Linked DNA regions of Mus musculus: regions 1, 2, 3, 4, 5 and 7 are each linked to region 6. Evidence: chromatin loops called from intact Hi-C (ENCODE). Cell type or tissue: left cerebral cortex. All regions are shown on one strand. Region 1 holds the start of 9630002D21Rik (a long non-coding RNA gene). Region 2 has its middle 42 kb from the start of 4930404H11Rik. Region 3 overlaps 9630002D21Rik (a long non-coding RNA gene). Region 4 has its middle 84 kb from the start of Daam1. Region 5 has its middle 52 kb from the start of 4930404H11Rik. Region 6 overlaps Dact1 (dishevelled-binding antagonist of beta-catenin 1). Region 7 has its middle 68 kb from the start of Daam1.

What was found. A loop is a pair of places that touch in the nucleus more often than their neighbours do. Peaks named below come from ENCODE experiments on the same cell type or tissue, not always from the same donor. Only the 100,000 strongest peaks of a DNase experiment are listed, where the experiment ranks them.
Region 1: it touches region 6 in a loop (2.7-fold over the local background); 11 of 42 quality-filtered maps call a loop at or near these places.
Region 2: a loop joins it to region 6, with 2.5 times the contacts of the local background. A loop is called at or near these places in 10 of 42 quality-filtered maps.
Region 3: it touches region 6 in a loop (6-fold over the local background); 27 of 42 quality-filtered maps call a loop at or near these places.
Region 4: a loop joins it to region 6, with 7 times the contacts of the local background. A loop is called at or near these places in 2 of 42 quality-filtered maps.
Region 5: a loop joins it to region 6, with 2.4 times the contacts of the local background. A loop is called at or near these places in 8 of 42 quality-filtered maps.
Region 7: it touches region 6 in a loop (2.8-fold over the local background); 4 of 42 quality-filtered maps call a loop at or near these places.

What each region holds. Positions count from the first base shown.
Region 1 is chr12:71,575,836-71,579,835 of GRCm38, forward strand. 9630002D21Rik (a long non-coding RNA gene) reads left to right here and starts at 2,096. Exons shown (of 3, transcript XR_872814.1): 1 at 2,096-2,311. In left cerebral cortex, a CTCF peak has its summit at 1,849 (motif pointing left); DNase peaks (open chromatin) are centred at 1,822, 2,231 and 3,246.
Region 2 is chr12:71,496,900-71,500,899 of GRCm38, forward strand. No RefSeq gene overlaps it. Among named protein-coding and RNA genes, the nearest start is that of 4930404H11Rik, 42 kb to the right of the region's middle. In left cerebral cortex, a CTCF peak has its summit at 1,549; a DNase peak (open chromatin) is centred at 1,660.
Region 3 is chr12:71,699,545-71,703,544 of GRCm38, forward strand. The region is part of intron 2 of 9630002D21Rik (a long non-coding RNA gene); the gene reads left to right. Among named protein-coding and RNA genes, the nearest start is that of Gm46356, 72 kb to the left of the region's middle. In left cerebral cortex, a CTCF peak has its summit at 2,421 (motif pointing left); a DNase peak (open chromatin) is centred at 2,416.
Region 4 is chr12:71,745,540-71,749,539 of GRCm38, forward strand. No RefSeq gene overlaps it. Among named protein-coding and RNA genes, the nearest start is that of Daam1, 84 kb to the right of the region's middle. In left cerebral cortex, no CTCF peak of the experiment used is centred here; DNase peaks (open chromatin) are centred at 2,039, 2,686 and 3,375; H3K27ac peaks cover 431 bases.
Region 5 is chr12:71,486,568-71,490,567 of GRCm38, forward strand. No RefSeq gene overlaps it. Among named protein-coding and RNA genes, the nearest start is that of 4930404H11Rik, 52 kb to the right of the region's middle. In left cerebral cortex, no CTCF peak of the experiment used is centred here; a DNase peak (open chromatin) is centred at 1,680.
Region 6 is chr12:71,310,128-71,314,127 of GRCm38, forward strand. Dact1 (dishevelled-binding antagonist of beta-catenin 1) reads left to right here. Exons shown (of 4, transcript NM_021532.4): 1 at 1-180; 2 at 2,559-2,691; 3 at 3,658-3,813. Among named protein-coding and RNA genes, the nearest start is that of Dact1, 2.2 kb to the left of the region's middle. In left cerebral cortex, a CTCF peak has its summit at 1,630 (motif pointing right); DNase peaks (open chromatin) are centred at 134, 360, 587 and 1,637; H3K4me3 peaks cover 1,605 bases; H3K27ac peaks cover 869 bases.
Region 7 is chr12:71,760,942-71,764,941 of GRCm38, forward strand. No RefSeq gene overlaps it. Among named protein-coding and RNA genes, the nearest start is that of Daam1, 68 kb to the right of the region's middle. In left cerebral cortex, a CTCF peak has its summit at 2,444 (motif pointing left); a DNase peak (open chromatin) is centred at 2,451.

The sequences.
Region 1 (4,000 bases), 270 kb after region 6:
AGACCCTGTCTCAAGGGACTAGGTGGAAATTGACAGAGCAGGACATATGCCACATCCCTTAGGTCTCTGAGCATACTCGTGTGTATGTACCATACTAATGCACACACATTATCACACACAACTTATTCTGAGAACATATCCTTGTCATTAAGTGATGCATAATATTATATATATCTACATATGTATGCATATACAGATACAGGTAAAAGCATACAGTTATGTGTACAGACACACACATACACACACACACACACACATATACACACAACTGTGCATGTTCAGCAAGCCCATCTTAAATCACCTCTACACTCATCTTGCCCTTCCCATGATAGGCAGGGCAGGGAATGCCTGTTGAAAAGTCGGGGCAGTGTGCACTCCAGTACAATCCTTACTACCAGTTTGGAGATGTCTGTCTTCAGCGTTCTCATCGTGGTCGATATTTGCTTGAGTCAATAGCTGTTCATGGTGAAGAAGCACCTTTGAGGGTTAAGTGCTTTCAGACTCTGAACACCAGTGCCTGCCTTAAAATGCCACTTAGCTGTCTAATATCTCTTGTTCATCCTATCCCTACACAGCTACGTGTCTGGAGAAACCAGCCTACACTTGCTGCTGCCTACTTCGATGTGGTCACAGCCCTCACCACAATACAGAAACTGCTTTCTTTAGACTCAACAGAGCCTTTTCCGTGACTGTATCTGATATGCATTGACTTCAGTTTACTTATTGTCTTAGCTTGATGAATCCACTCGTGGCCTATACTCTTTCCCTAACAAGGTTCCCTCTGTCTTCCTCGGCCATGTCTCTCTTGGTTTGCATCTTGTGTCATCTGCCTGTAGTATTGCAGACTCTTCCAGCTAAAGTGGTCTATTTTGGGTTAAGCAGTATCTCCCAAAAGACAGATCGATGTCCTGGTCCTGCAACCTGTGAATGTGACCTTCCTTGGTAATTGTGTCTTAGCAGATGTTATCCAGTTAAAACAAGGATATTAGGTTGGGTGCTAATCAGTATGACTGATGGCCTCAGAAGAAAAGGAAGACAAGAGACCAGAGGGCTGTGGGACAACAGAGGCAGAAGGTGGGGCAGTGCAGCCTCAAGCTAAGGAGCATGCCAAGGATTGCTGATAAATGGCAGAAGCTAGAAAAGGAGGGATCGACCACATCAGATTTCAGAGGGAGCTGGGCCCTGACAGCAGAGTGATTTAAGACATGTCATCTCCAAGATGATGACATACAACCCTTGTGCTGGTTTATTCCACTTGTACTTTGTCACAGCAACGGTAGGAAATTAAGATGGGGGTGGGGTGGGGTGAGGTGGGGGTGGGGGTCGGGTAGGTGGAGAGTGTCTGGAGAGATAGTTCAGTGGTTAAAAGCACTCCTTGATTGTCGCGGGCCGTCCAGCGGCTCGCGAGGAACTGGTATGGCTGAGATGGCAGACTCGAGCTGAAAGAAAAGGAACTAGACTGACGGGAGAAAGAACGGAGCTAAGACAACCGGTTTCTAATCAAAGCTCAATTTTACTATTCAGTGCACTGGGTTATGAAGAAGGGGGAAGGGGCTCATTCCTGCCAAACAATCCTGGAGTCCAGTTGCAGGTGACCACGTGCTTGGCTCCGGAGCAGCTAGGCGGCAGGTAGCAGGTAGCAGCAGTGGGAGTGGCAGAACGATGGGGCGGGGCGGCAGGCTCCACCCCACGCTCCCTTCCTGCTAATAGTGAAACCTGAGCTAACAGGTTTCAGGCCGAGGGTGGGGAGGTTACACTTGATCTTGCAGAACCTTTGATACCCAGCCCTCACATGGGATGCTCCTAACTGTAATGTCAGTTCTAGGGGTTCTGACGCCCTCTTCTGGTCTCTGCTAACTCCAGCATACTCATGGTATCCACTCACACAAACACAAACTTCTTGCCCATTCTCCACAAAGGGCACCTTCCTCATCTCATGGGTTAAATGTAGTTTCATTCAGACTCATAAGCCCGAAATTTCTTTTAGTAGAAATAGAGAAATCCAGGATAGGCAGAGCTACACAGAGAAACCCTGCCACCCACCCCCCCCCCCAAACAAAACAAAACAAATAAAACCAAAGAAACAAAACGAAATAGAATAGGCACGGGTGCTGCGTGATGCTGCCCACAGGAGCCGCAGTTTTAAGTTACAGTGACTCACAGGAAGGTTTATGTTGTACAGAATTCTGTCCTTGGTGATGGGCTGCCATTGCCTATGCCTGGACTGTTCTGCCCGTGGATCTGCCTGGCGTGGGGTACTTCCAGATGCCGCCCGTGATGATGATTCCTGGGAATTTGGCAATAACAAAAGGTCAGTATGTTCTCAGGAAAGCTTCTTATGGAACATTCTAGCATGGGGGGATGTTTAGCCTGGTGACTCTGCAGTGGAGTTTCAATAATGAATTCAGTAAGAAGCGTGTCCCCGGGCAGCTCTGTCCCCGGTGGGACTGTCTGATGAAGTGGGCTCTGTTAACCGCTCTGGGGGCTTCATAGGCTTTGATTACTGCTCACGAGGTTTGCATTTCTTCAAGGAGCTTAATGAGGTTTTTCTAGGGGGCAAAAATCATAAATTTCCATGTTTTAGTAGCTCGCTTGGTAGAAGCATAAATTGTACATCTCTCTCACAGCCCATAGGAGAGGATGCCTCACTTGCTTCTTCTGTGAGGTAGTAAGACAAATGTCATCTGGTCCATCACGTCTGAAGAAATATAGAGAAGAGCATGGTTACCATAAACATTAATTATCTTTTAAAGGGACATACTCAGTTTAAACAAAAATATCAGGTTTGCAAAATGTGTAATGTGTCTTTTGCAGCAGTAGGAGCCAATGCCCAATGTCAACTGAATGTTTTTATAGCCTTAAAATATCTGCATTCATTTTCTTTTATATGGTCATAATTATAGAGCAAAACAAATCATTTCTAGTAAATTCCAACTTATTTAAGTGATCTTCTTCTCCCACCAATCTTCTTTGATTGATTTATTTATTTCCTATTCTTTTGTTTAAAAGTACTTCTATATCTTAAATGATTCTAACCAAATTCATAGTTGATAGCCAAATGTTTTTAATAACTCTCCCCCATAGTTTAATGGCAAACACATCAACGTATGCTCGACTGCCTGTCAGCTCACTAATAGTGGCATCCGTTCCTCTGAGGAGCCCGGGAATGTATATATAAAAAATGCAATCAGAGGCATTCTAAATGAAATAGCAAATTTAGCTGATGGAATGTGTGGCATACTAATGAGCCTCTGCCAGGCCCGCTGTGCGCTTGTGCGTGACAGGCTGAGAGTGATGACCTTGTTCCAGACTTAAGCAGAGAGTCACTGCAGCTGGCGACAAATAGATGCCTCTGATTACACTCCAGCCACCCCGCCTCTCCTGGGACCTTAGTAGGAACTCGCAAAACACATGAAAAAAAAAATGCAACTTCAATTCACGTCACAGATTTGCTGACTTCTGGGGGAGTGGGGCACAGGCAAGGGGATACCTGGAGCTAAATCTCTGAAGTCCACAAATAGCTTCAAAATTCCTTGTTCTCCTAACTGATACACTTAACAAACAAACAAACAGACAAACAAACAAAACAACAACAAAACTAAACCTAGAAACTCATAGCACAGGCTGGCCTGGAACTTCTTATGTAGCTAAGGATGACCCTGAGTTTCTGAGCCTCTTGTCTCGGCCTTCTGAGTCTTGGCCATACCGGTGTGTGCTATTATGCCTAGTTTATGTGGTGCTGGGGATAGACCCCAGAGCTTCATGCAGGTTACACCAGCACTCAACCCACCAAGCCCCTTCTCTAACCCCTTAGGCAACATGTTCTCAAAATTAATCTTAAAATTCAGCAATTAATCTTAAAATTCGCTGCCTTCCCTTGCTGCTTACAATCTTTGAAAAATAAAAACCTTTTAAGCACAACCTGCAAACAGTTTAAAGGGTTCCCTAAAACAGGAGGAGGAGCTTAAGGACTGGTCCAGGAGTGGCGCTTTAGCTGATA
Region 2 (4,000 bases), 190 kb after region 6:
GAGAGAGAGCCTGGCATAGGCTTTTGAAACTTCAAAGCTTATTCCCAGTGACAGACCTCCTCCAACAAAGGCATACCTATGACCTCACCTCTCAATCCTTCCCAGTCAACCAGGAACTAAGTATGCAAATATATGAATCTATGGGAGCCATTCTCACGCAAGCCACCATACCAATTCACAAATTTTAAATTACGTATTATTCTGAGTAGTGTGATAAAATCTTGTGGCATCTGACCCCACTGAGTTCTGTCCTGCTTGGGATGTAGACTATTCCTTTGTCCAATGTATCCACACTGTGTATAGGACCAGCTGTTAGTCTCTTCCTAGCCATCATGGCTATCCAACTGTGTCTAAGCCACTCTGTTTTTAAGAATGCTCTCAAAGCACAAGGGTAGTAATGCTGCAATTTTATCCTAGTATATTGTTAAAATTTTTCTGTTTTATGATTGTTGTTAGTTTCCTGCTAAGCCCAATTTATAAATTAAACATCATCACAGTTATGTACTTGAAAAGAAAAAAAAAACCCACATTCTAAATCAGATTCTATGTGTCTTTCAGACATTTAACAGGGATCCTGGGGTGTACATTCCATGTGTGTTGGGAGCACACAGGGACTGGTACTGTTTTTTATTCTCATTTCTTCCCCATAACAAAGGAAAGAAAATTTTATCTTCCTAAGGTTTGTCCCAAGAATTCTGTAACATTGACAATGACAACTCTATGCTGAACATGAAACACGAGGGTTGAGAGCAGGCTGGTATCGATGCTTTGTATCAAGGAGAGCAATGACTCCAGAGAGGGCAGGCAGCCCAAGAGGGCATGCAGGCTGGGACTGTGAAGTGGAGGACCCCAGGGAAACATGGGACTGGAGAGGCTAAAGCACACTTAACAATTCTAATTCCAGATATCCTATTCTCAACTCTGAGATCAGTTCTGATGAGTTCCTGACACGCATGGACCCATACAGTGTCTAGTGTCGCACACACAGAAAGACGTAACCAACCTATCATCAGGAGGCCAGCCTGGAGGTGTTATGGAAATCTCAGAGGAGAGATCTAGATCACCATAGCCACAGAATCTACCACCCTGAGCTTTTTTCTCATGGACCTCTCACAGCGAGGAGAGCTTTCTATTGACTGGGTTGTATGAGATACCCAATGGGCCACAATGCAAATACAATACTTTGCCATCATTATGCTGCAAAAAAGTAAAATAAATGGTAGTGAGGCACCAGGTAAAGCAAGGAGAAAATTTTCTGTTGCAGTTAGGTAAGTGATTTTTATTATTGTTTTAATTCTAAGGGATTGGTTCCATGTAGAATGTTAGTCCACTGTTATTGTGTAAGCATCTTTCTACTGACATGCTTTAGACTCTATATAATATCAGAGAATATTCTGTTACGACAACATTTTTAGGACTAAGATGTCAAAAAAGAAACTGAGTCATATTTCCTGTTCACTACACTGCCAGGAAATGTGGGACATTCTAATGCAGATGACATCTTCATCTCTGTTTCTGATTCAGACACACAGGTGCGCCACCTAGCTTTACCATGGACAACCACATCATGGATAACTGACATGCTGAGAAGGCCTGGGATTTCCATCCCCGACCCTCCTGCAGCAGTTGCATGGGACATCCGTTAGACTTTGCCCAGCTCTCTTCGAGACTTGCTCAGAGTTCCTGCTTCATCGCCTTCCAGAGCATCACAGTCCATGTTCTCATAGCTTTATATGTGGGAAGATAAGTTCAGAATAGCCCGGGGTGGTTTTCATCCCAATGTAGATAAAATTTCAGGGTGTGAAGTTCTTCAAATGGAATGCCTTTTTATTCCTTTTAGAGAAGCATTGACTTGTGGTTGTCTTTTGGTATGAGTGGAAAGCAGGTGCTGAGAAGACGGTATGTGCACGGCTATGCGCTTCTCCATGTCTGCGTCTAGAAGGGCAGAGGAGTAAGGGAAGCTATGATAACGCAGCTGTTCATGCGCTCATTTCATTCAGGCAGCTATGGCCATAGTGGAAAATACCTTTTGTTCCTGTATGTGCAATAGCTGAAAGATATTTATTACCTTGTCACTCAAAAGACTTCCTCCTGGATGGCCGAATGTCTACAAGACAAACAGAAAAGGCTGTGGAATTCAGTGATCACACTGTGACTCTGAACATCTGTGTTTAAAGCTAGTGGAGTTCAAAGGAGGGTCTGGAAGAATTTTGGGGACGGAGGTGTGACTTTGTACTGACACTGAGCCGTGGTGCTTGAGTGTCTGGGAGGCTGGAAGACAGGCCTGTCACTTGAAGAACCTTCTGACAAGGATGTTTTTTTTTTTCTTTTAAATGCTGTGTTAATGTCTCTGTCCTTTTCTGCCCTCAGGGCTAGTGCCACACAGGCTTGTGTGTTGCAAGCAACAGAAGCAGTCTGTCTATTTTAAATCAAGGAGAATATTCACTGTAAGAATAGTTGGGGCTAAAATTTCTAATGGGAAGAAGGAGATGCTTGGAAAATGCAAAGCCACAGCAACCTCAAGATCAAGGGACAGAGCTACAGCACAGCTGGCCGTGCATGCCTCTGCCCAGATGTGCGGAATGTGTCTGTAACCATCCTTTCCACCCTCACACGCTCAGAGTTCAGAGTTCTGAGAGAGAAGAGTCTCTTGGCTGAGCCTAGTTCATCAGCCCATCCTCCCTACACAGCTCCAGAAGATGCACAGAACAAGGAGGCCTCTCTGGCATCTGTGGTGTAGGAGGTAGTGGTTTTCTCCTTTTTAAAAGTCCATACCAAATGGTCCTGCCCTCCAGAAGGAAGGTCGCAGCATACGCAGATAAGGGTGGGTAGTTGAGGGCTGTTAAGTTCAAAAGCAACCCAAGAGAACCACTGGCCTGTGGTTAGCTACAAGACACGAGGATATGAACATGCGCACACCTTTCTGTTTTGCTGGTTGTGTATCTTCCTTCCCGTGTGTTAAGGATTAGACTCAAATGCACATGTCCGGTGTTAGCAATCCAGGCGTGGTTTTAGCACTGAGAAGCTGGTGTGTTTTGTTCATCTGCAAAAGGAGGGTAACGACACGTGTCTCCGAGTGCCACTGAAGGCTGAGTGGGCTGTTTGTGAAGTGCCTGGCCTACCTGGTGTTCAGTAATGATAACAGCTTTGATGCCCCATCCCCTGACCTGTTTTCTCAAAGGACAGTGTGCTATGTCCTCAGGCCAGGACAGTTGCAGACTGTCTTAGTTAGGCTTTCTATCGCTGTGATAAAACACCACAACCACAAGCAACTTGAGGAAGAAAGGGTTTATTTCAGCTTACATAGGCCAGCCACAGTCCCATCAGGAATGGAAGTCAGGGCAGAGATTCTAGGTATGGATCTGGACTCAGGAGCTAATGCAGAGGCCACAGGAGGGTATGGCTTCCTGGCTTGCAACCCATGGCCTGCTAGCCTGTTTTCTTATACCATCCAGGATTACCCGCCGAAGGGTGGCAGTGCACTAGGGCCCGGTCACATTAATCATCCATAAAGGGAATGCACAATGGGGCTGCCTACTGGCCAATCTGTTGGGGGCATTTCTCAACTGAGGTATCCTTTCCCAAAATGACTGTAGCTGGTGTCAAGTTGGCATGAAGCTAACCAGCACAAAACTTTGCCTAGGAATTGTCCCACTTAGTAGTTGTATGTCCTTCTTGTCTCTGTATGAGCATGAGATCCACCTATGTGCAATGGTGTGTGTGCACATGTATGCATGTTCAAGTGTGGGCCACAGGGTACTCTTGGCTCTTGCTCCTTAGGTGACATTCCCCCCCCCCTTCCTTTGAGACAGAGTCTTGTGTAGCTCAGGCTGGTCTCAGATTTGTATATAACCGATGATGGCTTTGAAGTTCTGATCCTCCTGCCTCTATTCCTTGGATGCTGAGGTCACAGGCGTGTGCCACCTTGGTTTTTGGCCTGGAGATTGCCAAGTAGCTTAGGCTGGCTAGTGAGCTGCAGGTACCCACCTGTCTCTGCCTA
Region 3 (4,000 bases), 390 kb after region 6:
AAATTAAAACCGACCATCAGAGACTAACCTCAAAAGTACTGTAATATTTAGGAAGAAACAGGAAAGTTCTCAGAAGCTTGCCAGTCTGGCCGTCAGGTAGCCAGAAGGAAACAAGGCCTCTTGAAAGCCTCTACTGGCAGATTATGGGCAGTTTTACTTCTGGGCTTCTGTGTTCCTCTGGAAACAGATACAGTGATGCTGGCATTGGACGAGAGAAAGCATGGGGTTATATAAGCTCTGCCTATAATCTGTCAATTATTGCTGCCCATTTTAACTCTGCCTCTCGTGTGGTCTCACACTGCGGTTTCTGAGCCTTGTCTCTTAGGCTGACTCCAGGACTGCAGGGTGCATGCGGCTAAGTTCCCCTCACTGTTCCTTCAGCCATCGCTCACCCACTCACCTTGCTACGTGTGCAAAGTCTCTCATCTGCCGTTGGCCTCCATTCTTTCCTCATCATTGGTCTGATTTATGGAATTGAGCATAGGAACAGAGGTGAACAAATCCTTCATGCAATCAGCCTGCTCCTAGTGCCATGTCTGAAGTCACCTTTGGTATGAGGAAAATTAATTTCGGTTTAAGGATTTTGTATTATTTTTTAAATTATTGTATATGTGTGTGTTTGGGGGGTTAGATGCTCTCTATGTACCAGTACTCCCAGAGTCCAGAAGAAGACAGTGGACCCCATGGATCTGGAGTTACAGGCAGTTGTGAGCCACCAAAATGGGTGCTGGGGACTGAGCTCTTCAAAAGCAGTGCACTGTTGTTGCCACTGAGCCAGCTCTCCAGCTATGCGCTAGGTTTTATATCTTTCTTTTCGTACCACCACAGAGGTCTCAGAGCTGATGCCTACTTGATCAAATCTCATTACTTTATTATGTCAGTTCCTTTAAATAAAGCACTGGTGGTAATTAAAGCCTATTCTACTTTCTCCTAACACAACAGAAATATCTCTAGCAATAAATATTTTTGAAAGGTACTCTCAATCAAGCAAAACGATTTTCTTCTCTTTCTACCCTATGGAGTCTTTTCTTAGAAATGGAGCCAGACTTTAGCAGATAGTATTCAGCCAAGGACTGTTTTTGTTTTTGTTTTGCTTTTCAGGATGATAACAGAAGTTTTTTTTTACTTCTTTAATGCCACTATTAAGTCATTTATATATGTTGTTTTAGTTTCATATTTTAAGTATTCTCTATATTCTGAATTAATTGTTTGTTCTCGGTATGTTTCAAACCTGACTCTTCAGTTCTGTTCACTGTGGTACCCGCCACCTCTATGAAGTCTTCCATACAGCTAAGCTTGCTAAGGACCATGCAGAACTTCATTCTTTCAAGTAAAATAACAGATCAAACTTTCCCTTTCCTGAATAAGTTCTGCACTGTAGGGTGACCACTTGCACTAAGCCGTTCACAAGAGCCACTGCTTTTGAGTTTTTGAATGAGGATTTTATACAGTTTCCTCTACTACACACATAAAGGAATAACAGAAAACACTGACATACAGGGCATTCAGGCAATAGAGCTTAACTCATCTTCCCTAGACATTAGGCAATGATTCCCAACAAGCCTGAATTATCAGGTTTAATCACTTACCTCATTTCCTACTGATCATATATAAAGATAGTGCTCATGGGAGGGTGTAGGGAACTTTCGGGATAGCATTTAAATGCAAATAAAGAAAATATCTAATAAAAATTTAAAAAAAAAGAAAATCAAAAACGAAAAAGCTAGTGTTCACGTACTTTGAATGTGGTATGAAGACAATACGTGTTTGTTTATCCATTTGGCTCCCGATAGTCCAGATGTGGTACCTGCGTGTTTCTCTGACTCCTCTTGTCCTTACTCCTAACTTAGCTAACAGGCTGACTAAGCAGTTGTGGTGGTTCGAATGAGAATGATCTGCGTAGAGTCATATGTTTGAATACTTGATCCCCAGTTACTGGAACTGTTTGAGAAGGATCACGGTGCGTGATCTCATTGGAGGAGGCGTGCCACTGGGCATGGACTTCAAATTTTCAGAAGACTGGCTTCATTCCCAGCGTGTGCTCTGCCTTCTGCTTGGGGTTTGAGTTGTGTGACTCCTCCTGGCCTGGACTGCTGACTCTGTCATGTGAAAAAGGTAGCCTTTTTCCTCTTAAGGAGTCCCTTTGTTTGGCTCTTCTACGTCAACTTTCCTGTCACATGCTACGAAAACAATTTTATCCCTGATCCTGTTAACATTTCCAGTTCTTTCTAATTTTATCAGCTGTGTGGAAACTTGAAGGATAAAACCTTCTACAACAATCACCAGGGGGGAAAATCATTAATAGTTTGCAAACCCAAACTAAGCTTTAGCAGCAAATGCCCAGTGTACATGAATCCCTAAGTGACGATGTTGCCTAAATGAATCAATGAATGCGTGAGATGGGAACAGCACCCCCTGGAGGTGGAAAGTGGTCCTTTCCCTCCATCTCTTCTTACTCCTTCTCTCTTGTCTTCAAGCAAAGGGCCTTAGAGGTTCTGAGAATGAACACAAGATTTGGAGACAGAAGGTTGCTCACAGAGAGTCAAGTGCATCTTCTGATTATCAGAACAGACAGTTTAAGAGATGTCCAGAGTGGCAGAAGAGAGCTTATCAACTTTGACCCATAAGATACCTGCAATCATTTGCCTGGGGCACGTTTGTGAAACACACATTTTTTTTAAAAACCTGTACTAGACTACAACATCAAAATTGCTGACAGTTCATTCCAGGAATCCGGATGCTTAACCAACCTCCCAAGTGAATCTTGCTTTCTTTCTAGTGTGATTGCCATAGCAGCGGCAGTCACAGCGGCAACTGCAGTCGCAGCCGCCAGCTGCAGCAGCAAGTAAGGGCTTGTGAGGCCTAGCCTCCGGCGTAGACCAGAGTTCTTCAGTATCTGCATTTCGTCAAGATTCTCAGGTGAGAGATGTTTACATGCAGAGGAGGAGCGTTGGTTTTCAGATTCATTGCAGCAGCAAAGGCTCTGAGTTTCGACCATGTGAATGCATCAGTACAAACCACAGATGTCCCAGAAGGGACTCCTGGTGTGGCCAGACACCAGCTGGCTGTGTCCTTGATAAGTATTTGCAATCACGTGCCCAGTGACTGGGTTTTGGCTTGCTTTGTTTTGAATCACACATAGAATCACACATAACCTGTATTCTTCTGAATGATTTTGAGATGACAGGGAGAAACCCTGATAGAGACTATGCACCTCCCATAATCGTAAACTCTTGTCATGCCTGGGAGGGACTTCTGTCCTGTCTCTTGGCACAAAAAGGGGTGGGGGGGGAGGATCACTAAAATCTTCAAGAATAAAGAAAGCTACATAATATCTTGTTGACAAATAAAAGCTGGGACTGGTAAAATGCTCCAGTGGAGAGATGCATTTTTGCACAAGGCTGACAACTTGAGTTTGATCCCCAAATCCTACAAGGATTGAGGACCAATTCAAAGAGTTGTCATGGGATTTCTACACAAATAGCTTGACATATGCACACCTGCACTTAAGGCATACATGCACGTGCACGCACGCATGCACTCGAGAGCACACACACACACACACAGAGAGAGAAAGAGAGAGAGAGAGAAAGAGAGAGAGAGAGAGACTTGGGGGTGATGAAGGATAGCCCAGTTACCAATTCTGTATTTTAGGTTTTGGCATTTTACTTTATTCACAATAACTTCATTTTTACTGCTAGGTGTATTACTAAATCGTGTGTCTTGATTATTGGATGATTCAGCACATGCCTCCCTAAGGTTTTAGACCGCAGGCACGAGCCTCATTCCTCCCGGCTTAGTCTCCTCCTGCTCTTTCCTCACAGCACCCAGATTCCCAGAATCAGAATCAGCTGCCTGCCTATAACTTGACCCAGGTTCATTTATGAAATTTTCATAGGCGTTTCCAGTTCACTTATTCAAATTTACTTCTTTTTTTTTTCTTCAAGACAAACACAATGTCAATGAATTCAGACTCTATTGAGAGACTGTGTTAGCTCTA
Region 4 (4,000 bases), 440 kb after region 6:
GGTAACAACTCCTGGGCTCTGCTTGCCTGGGGGAGACAACAAGTCTTTCTCCGCTCTTTCTTGGTTCATCATGGTTCTTTGGCTTCTTATTCACCAAGATGCAAGGCTACTGTGCCCGATGTCTTCACTGCAAGATGCTGTTCCCTGGTCATCTGGCCTGTTCCACTGTCTAGGAAACTCTGTTGCTTATGTTCACCTTCAACTTCATCGCTCTTGCTGGGCTCATGACATCATATTTAGGCCTTGAACTTTGGGGAGTCTAAGACAAACATCTGGTGTTTACACTTTCTCCACCACAAAGACCCCTGAGATGGTGGATGTCTGTTGGCCATATGATACTATCAAAACCAGAGAGACGGGGGAAATTGTGGAGAAAACCTCAAGAAATACTCAGTAAGTTAAGCTTCCATCGTTTTTTGCTGATGATTATAGGGCTTCTTTCTGCTTTTCTAGCTTTCTCTCTCTCTCTCTCTCTCTCTCTCTCTCTCTCTCTCTCTCTCTCTCTCTCTCTTAAACATAACTGATGTCAAATGTGGCAAAAACAAAATTCAAAGTAATCAAAAACGCTGGGTTTGAACCCCAGTCTTCTGCATTCTCTGGGGACCCCAGAATCCAGCTGAAATCCCTGGATCTCTGCCCAGCACTTCTCCCAGGGTGCTTTGCTAATTAAACATCACAGCAGGACCGATGTGGGCGTGGCCATGCATAGGGCCACATAATTCAATTGAAGAAAACATCAGCGGAACTGAAGAGTGAGATTTGATTTCCTGCCTGAGTTGCCTAAATAACATGATGGTTTCCCTATTTGAGAATCAAAATAAAATAACTCCAAGATTTAAGTCACGCAGAAATTCATCTCCGCTGTTTTCCTCTCAGCAGCCGTCTGTTTAGTCTCCTGAAACTTTACCCTGGCCTACAAATGAATAAATGCTACATGGGCTTTAACAGTGATACACGGAAGAAAAAAAAAGCCATGTCTGATTCGTACAGTAAAGCTGCAATTAGCTGAAGTGCTCAGAGGATAGAACATAGTGCTATCGCTGGGCTGGCTGAAGGATGCTTTATTAAATGATTTCATTGTCATGAGCTACTTTCCTGCCTCACAATTTACTAGCTAGCTGTCTCTGGATTGCATTTCATAGCACAGCGGACTAATCTCTCACCTACCAGCAAAGCCCAAAAATGTTCTCGGAAGAGTGTAGGGAGAAGATCTGGGTCCCTGGCTCCAGCACCCAGAAGTCATCTGGCATTACCCACTAATTCACAGCAAGGGACTAGCTGACTTGCCCCAGCAGTATTTCCTGCAGCTCTGCATCCACTTGTGAATGTTTTGTACTTTCTTAAAGCTGTGGGAATTAGGGTCCCACATTAGGGTCAGAATAGAGTACCAGGAAGGCAGCGCGCACGGGCTCTAGCAAATGAGAATTAGTCATGTGCTGATCCTGAAACCAATCAGTACCATCGGTTAGCATGGCTGCTGCTTGGCGTTCCTGGCAGTGTTAACCCATGCTAAGACTTAAACTGAGGTCACCATGTTGTTTGTTCTTGTGGTTTCGTGTGTGTGTGTGTGTGTGTGTGTGTGTGTGTGTGTGTGTGTGTGTGTGTGTGTGTAGAAAGCATTGTTTAATGTTTAGGAGAGTGCTTAAATCTGCCCTTGAGTTTGGGGTGGAAGGCCACCTCTTCAGGACAGAACTGTGAATCTCTACCATCCTCAGGCCTGGAGGCTCGGTGTTATTTTGAGGATCAGGAAGCATCAGAACACCATTACAAAGGAGTGGGGGCATGGCAGAGGGGACCACTAAAGTTCCCCTCCCTCCTTAGTCAGCCTCTGTGGTCATTGCTATCAGGTTGACCGTCCATGGTTCCCCCATGACACTTTCTTCCTTTCGATGGCCATTCCTAGCGTCCCTTTCCTGTTTCGTGATATCCTTACTTCATCTCCATGTGACACACATGTCACTTTGCCCCTTTCTTGTGGGAAGCCTGCTATCAGCTAGGTACTCCACGGAATGTGTGACTCACGGAAGCCATTCACGCTGTGATTCTAAAGCTTTCAACACTACAGATGCAAGAGTCTTCTAAACGAGTAATTCAAATAGAAACTCCCATACAGTTTTAGCCTACAACTAACTCCTACGGAGGGAGCATCTGACGGTGAACTTAGAGAAAAAACCCCAGTGAGAAAGAATTCTGAATGGAAATAAAACTTCCCTGCTAACCTGTATGTCACCTTGAAGGCCTGCCAGAGTCCGCCAACCCTGAAGGGTCTACACAGGATTCCCTAGCGTTCAAAGCTGTCAATGTTCTAGGTCCTGGGTCCCATCTGGCTAGCTACTTTCCAGGGCAGTCCAGTAACGTAAATACAGTCTCAGACTGAGGGACTATCAATATGTCAGCTAATACGGTGCCCCGGGAAAGAATCGGGAGCTGGGACGCTGGGACTGTGGGGCTCAGGTTTGTGTTCTCCTCATGACCTCTCAGCCTGGCTTTTATCACGATGGCCGCAGCTGTTCACCCCAGCCGAAGTGGGCCACTCGCAATGAGATCCACACCTCAGCTGAACTGGGTAGAGCTAGGGAAACAAGAAATCTGTTTGTTTTAACTTATTTTAGTAATGACTCGGAGGCTGTTTCCTGTCTCTGGTGATGTTGCCTAGAAACCCTATGATTCTGAGTTGAATCCAAGTTGCAAATGGAACATTTGGCAAAGCCTGGGGAAACGCTCTTGGAATCCTGTTGTCGTGGAGATAACTTTTTAATCCACATTAACTCTGCGTGCGTCTTACACATATGTGCAACTGCAGAAATATAAGAAACTGTGTCCTTTTGGTTGTCAGCTTATGTGTCATATGGGGTGGGGGGAATATTTTCTTCTTTTCCCTAAGTCCCTGCCCCAGAATAAAGCAATGCTTCCATTAAATAGATGATATTGGGAAGAAACCCTTTGTCTGTTTTCCCTGCTTTTTTATTCATGGTTCCAAAGAGGGAGGTTGATCAACGCTAGCAATGGGACCTAGTTTGTCTTGGGAAGGGCTCAGTGTGTCGACAATGAGTGTCATGTGCTCCCTCCTCCTCCTCCTCCTCTCTCTCTCTCTCTCTCTCTCTCTCTCTCTCTCTCTCTCTCTCTCTCTCTCTCTCTCGTCTCCTCTCTCCCTGTCAGCCTTCTGGGTAAAGGCTTGTCCTGTAGGAAAAGGCCAGTGCTCACACCCACCTACTTTGCTAAGATGAGACTGGTCAACGCAGCTCTGAGCACAAGGGCTCAGGCACCGCTGGTGCTTTCCAGCTCTGCTCCAAGCCTGCAGCCTCAAGCCCTGCTCCATCAGTAGTAAAGCTGTTATTTTGGTTTCGTGTTCCTATTTGCGGTTGACAGCCTGCCAAGAACTGGAGGGAGAAGTGTGACTAACTCAGGCTGCAACAGATTACTATAACCAGATGGTGGGAGAGGGGCATCTTCATACCTAGAAAGGAGCTAAACCAAATAATCCCTTCTAAGGAATTCCCTCAGAGCAAACAAGACCTAGGGGGCAGTTGGCATCTTGCCCAGAGTTAGTCATAGTGATATGACTTACCTCTAAAGTCTTCATCCAGTGATGTCCCTGAGACTGCTCTTCGGTGCCAGCCTTAGTGACGTCCTTAGCACCTCTTTATCTGTCTCCTATCTTCACCTTGAGGGACTTCATTATCCAGACAGATCCCAGTAACAACCAGATCTCAGAGTTCAAAGTTTCCTCATCTCCCATAAACCTTTGTCACCACCTCACTGAAACCAGTTACTGCAAAAGTCTCACACAGCATGGTGACAAGAGCTGAAAGGTCTCTACTGCTGAGACGTACTCACTGAAGCTGGGGACATGCTCAGTAGGTAAAGTGTTTGCTGGGTAAGTGTGAGGATCTAAATTTGGATTCCTAGAATCCACATAAAGCTGGATGCATTAGTATCCCACTGTCCTACAGCAGGATGGGAGGCAAGACAGGACAGTCCCCAGAAGCTGCCCACCAGC
Region 5 (4,000 bases), 180 kb after region 6:
CATGCCCCAGTGATGTGCCTTCACATCTTTCTAAAACCCAGTCAAGTTAAGAATAAAGATAACTATCTCAACCAGTCTCTGTACCTCTGCACTCACACTGTCGCGGTGGCCAGAGTCATCTTAGCTCTCGGCCGTATCTCTGGAATATAGATGATTTGGTCAAAAGATGGGCATGTAAACTAAGTCAGGCTAGCAATTCTTCTCCTAAATTAAAACAAAGTCATCAGGAAAGTGGAGGTATGCTGACAGAACAAGAGAACCACACAGGAACAACTGGAGTAGAGGTGAGGGAGGTGGGAGGAGACAGGCAGAGGTTGTAATTTTGGTCGCAGCTAATATTTGGCTCCATTTCTCCCCTCAACTTTCTTGAGGCAACCCTAAAGAAAAGTAAATTGCTTTGCTGAAGAGCCCTCTAGTAAGGGGTTGGTCTTCCTTTTTCTTAGACCGAGATGACAGACTTCTCCCTGTGACAGAATCTATTCTGGTCTGAATGTCCATGTCTCTTCTGAAGATATAGTGGAACTTTACTGCCTGTGGATAGAATTAAGAGGTGGGGTCTTTAGGAGCGATTAGGTCATAGGCTCCACCTTCATGGATGGGATTAGTGCTTTAGGAAGGGCTAGAGGTAACTCGTGAGACCCTTTTGTTTCTTTCCCACACAAGCACCCACTGTTTGCTCACTCTGGAAGGAGTGTTCAAGGTCCTCTCCTGGAAGCAGACCAGCCCGTGACTAGACACAGAGCTACTGCTGGGTAACTTGATCATGGATTTTCCAGCCTCCAGAACTGGGGGAAATAGATTTCCAGTCTCTGATATTTTATTGTAGTAGCTCAAAGGGCCTAAGACAGGAATCTAATACAATGATTAGTTAGAAAAACAGAGGTTTTTCTCCCCTCCCCTCCCCTCCCCTCCCCTCCCCTCCCCTCCCCTCCCCTCCCCTCCCCTCCCCTCCCCTCCCCTCCCCTCCCCCCCTCGCCTCCCCTCCCCTCCCTTCCATCCTTCCTTCCTTCCCTCTTCCTTCCTTCCCTCTTCCTTCTTTCCTCCTTCCTTTTTTCCTTCCCTTCCTTCCCTCTTCCTTCCTTCTTTCCTTCCTTTCTTTTCATTTTCCTTCTATTGTTTTTCTGTACAGAGTTCTGGTTGGTCTGCAAGTTACCATACAGGGCAGGCTGACACTGCATTCCTTAGATCCTTCGGCCTTTGTCTCCCAAGTGCTGGGATTATATGTATACTGTGTCTGGCCTTGGGCTGACTTCTCAACTCTGAATGTTAATGAGCACAGAATATAATTGAGGCAAGAGGAGATTTTCAAGCCTTCCTCCAACAAAGCAAGTAGACAGAGTAGAAATCAGCCCCCACGGTGCTCTGAAGTGACATGACATCAGCAGCATGTAACAGCTTTGGAATGCTGAACCTGAGGTAGCTCTCCTCTAATAGATACCGTCCTGTTTGGGGAATGGAATGATGGTGCTGTGGTTTGGATGGGATGTCCCCATGTTCTCTGACATTTAGAGACTTGGTCCCTAGTTGGTAACACTGTTTGGGGAGGTTTAGGAAGTGTGACCTGGAGGACATGTGTCACTGAGGATAGGCTTTGTAGTTTCAAAGTCCCCTACTCTCCCCAGTTATGTTTCTGCTTTCGGTTTGAGATGTGAGCTCTGAGCAGCTCCGGTTGCCATGGCTGCTGTTGCCATGCTTCCCTGATGGGGATGGACTCTATCCCTCTGGAATGGTGAGACTCAAATAACCCCTCCCACTTTCTCTAAGTTGCCTTGGTCATGATGTTTGATCCCAGCGATACAAAGATAACTGATACCTATGAGCATCCTGCAGCTGTCCCTTCAGATGGCAATGTAGCAGGGGTAAGATGCCCGCTGGCTTTCTGATGATGCTTTACAATGTTTGGGCTCACTTACATTCACTTGATGCAGATGTTGTTTGTTTTGATTTTAGGGCATATATATCCAAATTTTCAAGAATCAACCCTTCCTTATCAACAACTTCTTTGTAAGACTTCTTGCTGTCAATCACTCTAGACAGAGGATTTCTTGTTACATTGTAGAAAAGGTTTGACCGAGCAGTTGATGGTGCATTTTGGAGTTAACATTTCATCCTTCCTAAACTAATTCAGTTTTCTTCTCCCTGCCACACAAATCAAAAGGCCACTATGTTGTCAGTAAGTGCTACTTAAGTTTAATACACAGTGTGTGGCCAGTTGCCAATGAAGCAACCCTACGCTTTCACAGTCTGGTGCTTCAGAGCCCAGATGGCCATTGGATTTCCTAGGACAAAATCCTAGATCTGTCCCAGATCTTTTGTGTGACTTTGGACAAGTTACTTGGCATTTCATTATTTTTAACATGAAGGCAATTGGCTCATCTATGATAGTGCTGGGATCTACAGATACCATGCAGTGGTTTCTATGATCATTTTTATATTGGAGATGGTACCATTTCCTTATTAGAAGAAAGATTTAAAAATTAAGTCTTCTGAGATAGGCATGGCTCTGAATATCCAGAATCCTATCTATCTGAGGCAAGAAGAAAACAATTCAAGGCCAGTCTGGGCAATTTAGCAAGGCCGTCTGGGAAAAAAAAGTAAGTAGGCTGTGACAGTTTACACACACACACACACACACACACACACACACCCTAGAAAAAGACTGTGGGAAAAATTTAAAATATTTGATTCTAGTTTAAGAATAGCCTTGACAGGATGGATTGAAGTGTTTAATGTTGAAAGGAAATACGCAGAGAAAGGTCAGGAGTTAGAGAGAAGAGTCTCAGGTCACAGAATCGCCACACACTGCCTCCCTTGGATTTCCAAGCTACCCGTGGCAAGCAGGTCTAGAGCGTGGCCTCTTTTTCCGGTTCCTATTGCCACAGCCTTAAAATCCCATAAGCCACTTCTGTCTGCAGGGAGGGGAGGGGCTTTCTGCAAGGGGAGGGGCTCTCTGCAAAGTAATGATGCGCAGGAGACGCATCATTAGTTGCTCAGTTCAACTAAGTAGCTGGTGCTGATCCAAATTTCTGGAGTGTGAGGGTGCCAAATGGTTTTATGTCAACTTAACACAAACTAAAGTCATCTGGGAAGAGGGAACCTGAGAGAACTGCAAGTAAGAAAATGCTTCCGTAAGATGGGGCTGTAGGTGAACCCGCCAGAGCCCAGCCTCCTACATGTGGATGTAGGAGGAGGCATGGAGGTCTTTGTGCTCACAGATAAGTGCTAGGGAACCAGGAATGTTAAACACACAGGGTTGTTTCTTCAAAGGAATGGATGCATAACATCTGTTATCATCCCAGAAGGCTGGAAGCAGACGTGGTTAATATGGTGACCATGTGAAGATGTCCCGACCACGACACTGCTCTCTAGAATGGACCAATACAGCGAGGACGGCATTGTGATGAACAGGCTTCTGATTTTCACTGTATGTTAGCAGAGAATGGAGTCGATGTAAGGCAAAACTGCCAGTCATTTCTCCTCCTCGGTGATAGCATCACTCGCCCACTTTGAAGACCTTGGCTGAGGCAGCTGAGCCACCATACAAGCCTTCAGGTCCCACGCCATCTGGCAGATCAGGAGGGTTACTTTCTGTTTCAAGAAAGCTGATTTTCAGTAGATTGTTGGCTCTGCCTCCCAAGGTGATCATTTACTTAGACCACCGGGAACTTTGTTCTAGATGATGTTTCTAAGGATGTTTGCACAGTGATCAGTCTAGCAGATATCATCTCCATCATGAGCAAACACAGGACAGGCATGCGTACTGTTTATAGTAACAAAGATAAGCCCCAACTCTGGGGAACAGGCTGGGCTGGAGGCACTACCTGCAGAAACAGCTTTGCCCAGGACAGTCAGTTAGTCCTGGGATGCAACTTTCTCTAAGAACAGGCCTTTATCTTACCCTTTTGAAATGTTCTCAGAATGGGGCTGAAGGAACTGATGGTTGAACACCATACCAGTACTCTGCCCTTTGCTGTGATCAATAAAGTATCCCCAATCTCTG
Region 6 (4,000 bases):
GCGGAGCTGGGGTACCTGCGGCAACGCCAAGAGCTGCTGGTGCGCGGTGCGCTGCGCTGCTCCGGGACCGTGGGGACCGTCGCGCCGCGCTCCGGGGAGCTGCGGGGAGACGCGGCGCAGCGCAGCCGCCTGGAGGAGAAGTTCCTGGAAGAGAACATCTTGCTGCTGCGAAGGCAGTTGGTAGGTGGTGGCCGGTGGCCTGTCTGGAGGGTGGGCTGATGGCCTCTGGCTGTGGGATCCCTGGCCGCGACGTGACCCCCACCTCGATTTTCCCTGAGCCCGTGGTGTCTCGGATGCCCGCTGCCCATGACTTCCACGCGTTGCTGGCGGATGCCTGCTTTGTGTCACCTGAGGAGCTGGCGGATTGCGGGGAGGGGTGGCTGCTCATCTATCCTGCATTTGGAATTCTTGGAGTCCCTTGGTTCCAGCCTTAAAGTTAGGCTACTGCATGCCCCCTTCCTCCGAGGTTTGCAACCCCCACTTAAAATGCCATTTCACCTTATGGTCTCCCTGGTTATCCCTCCCCGGGAAGGAGGGGGGGGGGTGCGCACAAAAGCGAGGAAGAGGCTTGTTGCTTGCCTAACTGTCCAACATTGAGTTTTACGGTTACGGCGAAGCTCCTGCTGGGAGCCGTGCCCTACCCGGTGCTTTCTCTCCTGCAAGTCTCTTTTGCCTGGGCTGGTGCTTAGTTTTAAATAGAAGTCCTTTGTATAAGGCAGCTAAAACTAGATGCAAATACTGGCAATTTGGCCGGAGACCCTGCCCCCTCCTCTTTTATCCGGTCCGCCAGCTGTGCTTGGTGGTGGAGGTGGGAGAAGAGAGAACCTGCTCGCTGGGAGTATTTATCTTATTGGATTTCTGTCACTGTCTCAGTCGTTCTGTGCAGTCTTCATTAGCAAGGAAGAAAAAGAACTTTGGACCTTCATGTGTTGAGAACAGCTTTTGATGCTGCCTCAAAATAATGGCGGCAGCTTTGTTTCAGTGACCTCAAAATGTAGTTTTGGAAACAGCAAAAAGATTATTATCCCAGCGTGTTGTATTAGACTACTTAAGCTATATAATGGCCCCCTGAAAGTGATGTTGTGGGTTGTCACGTGTTTTCTTGTATTACGGTTTTCTAGATTTTTTGTGTAGTTACAGAGCATCAAAGTGCTTTTATTTAATTCATTTTTTTCTGATGAAATTCAATTTTTGGCACACAAGCATATGGCTTACGTCTCTAAGCTTTCAGAAGTCATAGGTCGTGAGCAAGGACCACGTATCTATTTTGTAAGGATGTGTGCTGTGGTTTGTGCAATAGCTCTGTTTTGGCATTTTTACTGTTTCTTTGGTAGAAGAACAGAATTGTATGTACGTGAATTTGAGCCAGTTCTTTCTGGTTGTGACTGGTCGTTTACATTTCGGTATTGTCTTGTACAATAGCACCTTTTTTTTTTTTTTTTTGTCTTCCTGAATCTCAAGATCGAGAGAGCAGCGCATTCCTATTGTCCGCTTCAGGGGAGCAAGGCAGTGTGTCAGGAGAATTCCACTCCAGTCAATGTTTATGGTACTATTTTCATTTGTAGACTTGGCATTCTTGATTTAAACCAGATGCCTTTCGAGTTCTTTTGCTTTTCCAGCAGTGGGGAGCACTAGATGGCAGTGTGAGTTAGCACAACCAGTCTGTCACCTTGGGAAACCCAAGCTGAGTTCAAATCTTGACGGGCTTTCCCTGGAGGGTTTTGGATTCTGCCAGCTCACATTATACTTGGCGCTGGCTATTAGTATTAATTTCTCGCTTTCAAAGGCCTTAAGACTGATTAAGCCCCACTAAGCAACTAATAGAAAACAAAATTCTGTAGGCCATGACATTTGGCCAGAAAACCTCACCTAAGAAAGATTCGAGTGTAATGTAGAAAATCTGTTGCTTTGACTTCAAGAGCCCACTGTGAAGGACTTTCTTTAAACTGGCTGCACACCAGATGATTCGAAGTCTATGCAAATTCCTTGCCCAGACCTATAAAAAGTCAGTTTGTATAGATTAGTGAAAGCTAAAAACAAATCTTTTCCATCCTTGCAGTACCAGGTATCGAACACAGGCACAATAGCCAAGATCTCTACCAAGGAACTACAACTCAGCCACATATATATCCAAAATTTATTGTGTGTTTGGTGTATGCAAATGAGTGCATCGGTGTGGCACATCGTTCTTGTGGAGGTCTGAGGACCAATTCCAGGAGCTGTTTCTCTCCTTCTGTCCTGGGTTCAGGGGACTGAATTCAGATGACCAGGCCTGGACAGCAAGCATCTTTACCCATGAGCCATGCTATAGCCCTGTTATTATTTTTAATGAACAAAGTTTATATTACCAAAAAAAATTTGAGAAAGATCTAAAGATAGAGGCCATGCCTCACCTTCTGATTATGCAGTAGCATTTTGATCTAAAAGGGCTTGGGGACACTCAGAGGAGTGGCTTCCATGGGGGACTTTCAGGTTTTATCACTATGTGCTTGCTTATTTATTTAATTTAATTTAATATAATTTAATTTAATTTTATTTTCATGCTTCTCTCTAATCAGAATTGTTTGAGGAGAAGAGATGCCGGTTTGTTGAATCAGTTGCAAGAACTTGACAAGCAGATAAGTGACCTGAGACTGGATGTGGAGAAGACATCTGAAGAGCACCTGGAGACAGACAGCCGGCCTAGCTCAGGTGAGGGAGCCAGCGAGTGGATCTAGCGTTTGTTTCCAGTGTGAAAACAACTGAACAGTAGCCTGCCATTCATTTGCTTGGAGGGGGAAGTAAACTCAACCCTATAAGATTTTCAATAATGGGGTTGAGCTGCCCAGTGATCCTTGAGTTTTAAAACTACAGACTTCCATTGAGATTTCTGAAAGCACAAACAGACCTCCTTTGAAACCTGAGAAATCAGATCTGGTCTAGAAAATTAGTCACACTTCAGCTTCCTGAGATGGCTGCAGTTTCCCCTTCTTTTAAGCCATTTGGCTCCTTAAGTTTCTTTTTTCTTATACTTACTATTTACTTGAGTGGTTTTTGTTTTTGTAGCCCAGGCTGGCCTTGAGTCCACTCCCGTCCTCCTGCTTCAGCCTTCTGAGTGCTGGGATTATAGGCATGAGCCACCATACCCAGCCATACCCAGAGAAATTAGTTATTTCTTCTGAAACATTCCTGGTAAAGTTGAGGGTCTGGCAGATGTGGGTTCCTTTTTTTTTCACACCTTTAAAGATGGGACAGAAAGTAGGATGAAAGGAACTTTGAACTGTCTCTAGCATTACATGATTTTTACCTTCTCTAAGAAATATTTGAAATAAAACCATATACTTAATTTTGTTTAAAAATCTACCATTTGTGTGATACACCCCCCTCCTGCACACACAAATAACTGGAAACAAAAATGAGCTTTCCTCTTCTTTGATGTGTCAGCCTCTGGTCATTTTATTATTATTATTTTTTAAAAGATTTATTTATCATATGTATTGGATTCCATTACAGATGGTTGTGAGCCGCCATGTGGTTGCTGGGATTTGAACTCAGGACCTCTGGAAGAGCAGTCAGTGCTCTTAAGTGCTGAGCCATCTTTCCAGCCTGCCTCTTTTTAATATACTTGTGTGTTATTGCTTGATAGGATCCTAATTCCAGCCATCCTTTTCCTTGTAGGGTTTTATGAGCTGAGTGATGGAGCTTCGGGCTCCCTCTCTAACTCCTCCAACTCCGTGTTCAGTGAGTGTTTGTCCAGTTGCCATTCCAGCACCTGCTTCTGCAGCCCCTTGGAGGCGGCCTTGACCATCTCAGACGGTTGCCCCAAATCTGCAGGTAAGGATTTTAGCATGGACAGAAGCTCTAATTGGAAGAGGTCAGGGGTCTTTTTTTTTTTATATATATTATATTATATGTAAGTACACTGTAGCTGTCTTCAGACACTCCAGAAGAGAGCATCAGATTTCATTACGGATGGTTGTGAGCCACCATGTGGTTGCTGGGATTTGAACTCAGAACCTTT
Region 7 (4,000 bases), 450 kb after region 6:
GGTCTGTTCCCCAATTGGTTCTTGATCCATCAATAAAGATACTAGCGGCCAATGAGCTGGATGAAATAGGCAGGACTTCTGGGTCCCTGCAGGCAAGCTAGCAGAAGCAGAGAAGGGGGGAGTATTTTCATCATGCTTTGGATGGAGAAAAGGTAACCAGCCATGTTAGATCTTGGGATCTTGGGAGGAGAGGCCATAGGCTATTTCTTTGGGTGGCACATTAGAAGCATCAAGCAATTGAGTCATAAGGCAGGTTGAAAATTGTGTGAGTGTGTGTGTGTGTGTGTGTGTGTGTGTGTGTGTGTGTGTGTGTTTTATCCACAGATCTGAGGGAACCTGGGTGGGGCTGGTAGTACAGTCCACCCCCCACCCCCAGAGCTTAAAGCAGGACAGCAAAAACTACATGTTGCAATAGACATTTGTTAAATGTTGTGCTGATGTAGGTAAGTCTCAAGATCACACCAAAAAAAAAAAAAAAGAGGGAAAGAGACATGTACATAAACACATATATGTGCACATCTATACAGATGTATGAATAGAAAATACACATGTGCACATACATGCATGCACACACACACACATCTTGCCAATTCTTGTTTGTTTTTAACTCCTAAACCAGTCCTCTGTCATGCTCAGCCTCTAGGCTGATTCTGAAATCTTCTCACCCTACCTCTTAAGCCTGTGATTGTAAGCCCAGTGGATGGTGTTGTTCTACTGAGGGAGCTGCAGTGGTCTGAAAGTTTCCATTGGAAGGAGGCTTGCTTTATTGTGGGTACAATGTTATGTGCTTGTATCTGGTGTTTTCTTCAGGTTTGTCCTTGTGGTTGTTTGAATGACATGTGCCCATAGTCTCAAACATTTGAAAACTTGATCGCTAGAGTGGTTTGAATGAAAATGATCCCCATAAGCTCTTAGGAGTGTCACTACTATGGCCTTGCTGGAGTAGGTGTGGCCTTGTTGGAGGAAGTGTGTCACTGTCGGGCTGGGCTTTGAAGTCTCCGATGCGTAAGCCAAGCCCAGTGTCTCACTCTGCCTTCTGCCTGTAGATCTGGATATAGAACTCTCAGCTACTTCTACAGCACCATGTCTCCCTGCATACTGCCATGCTACGATAATGGACTAAACCTCTGAACTGTAAGCCAGCACCAATTAAATTATTTCCTTTATAAGAGTTGCCAAGGTGGGGCTGGAAAGATGGCTCAGTGGTTAAGAGCACTGACTGTTCTTCCAGAGGTCCTGAGGTCAATTCCCAGCAACCACATGGTGGCTCACAACCATCTGTAATGGGATCTGATGCTCTTTTCTGGTGTGTCTAAAGACATCTACAGTGTACCCATGTACACAAAAATAAATAAATAATGAAGAAGAAGAAGAAGAAGAAGAAGAAGAAGAAGAAGAAGAAGAAGAAGAAGAAGAAGGAGAAGGAGAAGGAGAAGGAGAAGGAGAAGGAGAAGGAGAAGGAGAAGGAGAAGGAGAAGGAGAAGGAGAAGGAGAAGGAGAAGGAGAAGAAGAAGAAGAAGAAGAAGAAGAAGAAGAAGAAGAAGAAGAAGAAGAAGAAGAAGAAGAAGAAGAGGAGGAGGAGGAGGAGGAAGAGGAGGAGGAGGAGGAAGAAGAGGAAGAGGAAGAGGAGGAGGAGGAGGAGGAGGAAGAAGAAGAAGAAAGAAAGAAAGAAAGAAAGAAAGAAAGGAAGGAAGGAAGGAAGGAAGAAAGGAAGGAAGGAAGGAAGGAAGGAAGGAAGGAAGGAAGAAAGAAAGAAAGAAAGAAAGAAAGAAAGAAAGAAAGAAAGAAAGAAAGAAAGAAAGAAAGAAAGGAAGAAAGAAAGAAAGAAAGAAAGAAAGAAAGAAAAGAGTCGCCATGGTCGTGGTGTCTCTTCACAGCCATAAAATCCTAAGACCATTCCCAGTTGGTGGTATTATTGGGAAGGCTTAGAAAGTGCTGCCTTTCTGGAGGAAGTATATTACTGCATGCACCCTTTAAGAGTTTGAAGATGAGCCGTTTCCATGTGCTCTCTCTTTTTCCTGCTTGTGCTTGCAATTTAAGATGTGAGTCCTCGGTTTCTGTTCCGTGTCTTCGCTGGCTGCCATACTTTCCTGCTGTAACGGGCTCTTAGCCCTCTGGATCCATAAATCCAAATCAACGCTTTCTGTCATGAGTTGCCTTGTTTGTGGCGTTTTATCACAGCGACAGACAAGTAACCAGTCAATCTGAGTATAAATCATTGATTTTACTTCATGCTGTCATGTGTGTTTTATACATAGACTTAAAGGGAAATGGGCCAAGTGTTTTAAACAAAGGCTAGAAACAAAAGAAGCAACAACCTGCAATATATTGCAAGCGTTTCCCTGTCTGAGGACTGTAATTCAGAATTCACACATTCCCTTTGCATTTTCTTTGCCCGTCCATAGTACACCCAACTAAACCAATTCCTTTCATGCCCTCTGCTGGATATTTGAAGTCAAAACATCAACAACACAACAAAATCAGCAAAATGTGCACAGTCATCAAAACCTAGTTATAACGTCTGCGAGTTCTGTTCTTCCTTCCTTGTTTTGATCTGCTTTTCATATGGTTTTGGTTTTTTGAGACAGGACTTCACTGTGTAGCCCAGGTTGGCCTCAAACCCATGACAGTCTTCCTGTTTCAGCTTTACCCGTGCTGGAATCACAGGTGGGCGCCATCGTACTTACATACAATGCCTTTTAGTCTATTAGTTCACTGCAGCTACAATTCATTTTTCTGTGCCTAAGATGTAAATTTCAGAGTTCGTTCTTCCAGGCTTATAGACATTCTTACTTTTGAGAAAGAAGTGAATGGACATTATTTATCTTGCTTCCTCTGTGAGGCACCACGAAAGATGGTTGTGATTCTGGGGCGTTAAGAAGCCTGGGTCCTGCTTCTGTCATAGCATCTGCTGGAGGCTGAAGTGCTCATTGGAAGAGTAGAGGAGTAAAGACAGCCCATGGGACACAGAGCCCATCAGAGGAGCGAAGACATTCCTCACGGGACAATCGGCCCTCCCCACAGAGCACACTTTGAGGGTAACTGGGAAAATGTCCCCCAACTCAGTTCACCCCCACACTTCCCAGAGCGTCTTCTTACTCAGCAGCATTGGGTTCAACACAAAATTGCCTTCTTAGAGTTCCACCCTGGGACCCTTTGAGATTTCCCCCAAGTCAAGTCATTAAAGAGTTATGGTCTGGTGTGCTCGTTGAGGAAATTACCCACTGCAGTCCACTGTCCTCTCAAGCTTTAAAGTCCTAAGCAGGTCAAAGTGGCACAGCTGTCTCTGTCGACTATGGCTTTCATATATCGCTACCAAAGGCTTAATGTGTAGCCACAGTTCAGCAGGGGCATAGAAGACTCGGGGCTTTGAGATTTTCCCTCAGGTGAGACTGAAGAAGCAATTGGAACATTCCAGGTGTGATATGCGTTAGTCCGCAGTCTTCATGGCATCTCTTCCTTGGGGATAAGTAGACAGAAACCTCCATCTACGTCATAGGAGCCCACACCTAGCCAGGGGAAAGCTGCAAGGTGAAGCAGAGCTGACCCACTCTGAAGCCAAACGTCTACTGATGTTCACACAACACTGCAGACCCAGGGACAGTGCAAGGTGACGTGCTGACTCTGAAGGGCCTTCCAGCAGAACAGTCCTTTCACTTGAGGAGAAGCTGGACCAGTAGGTGAGCATGGAGCCAGGCAAGAAGAAACCATGCTGGAAGACAGACAGTCCTCTGTCTCATTTGCTTTCTCCACTTTAGAGAGGGCCGGGTTCTAAACATGGTGTCTGGTGCAAATTCCTCTCAAAACACAAAAGAGAGCAAGGCTTCTAGAGGACATTCTTGGCTTCTTTCTAATATCACTAAAGGGTCTGAGAGGAAAAATCATAGTCAAGATTCACAAGTATGTGTTATACTTGTGTTAATCTCTCAAGTGAGGGAAGAGAGAAAATAAGATCCTCAGATAAGATTCTACCTGCGGCCTAAGAGATGACTCCATGGGA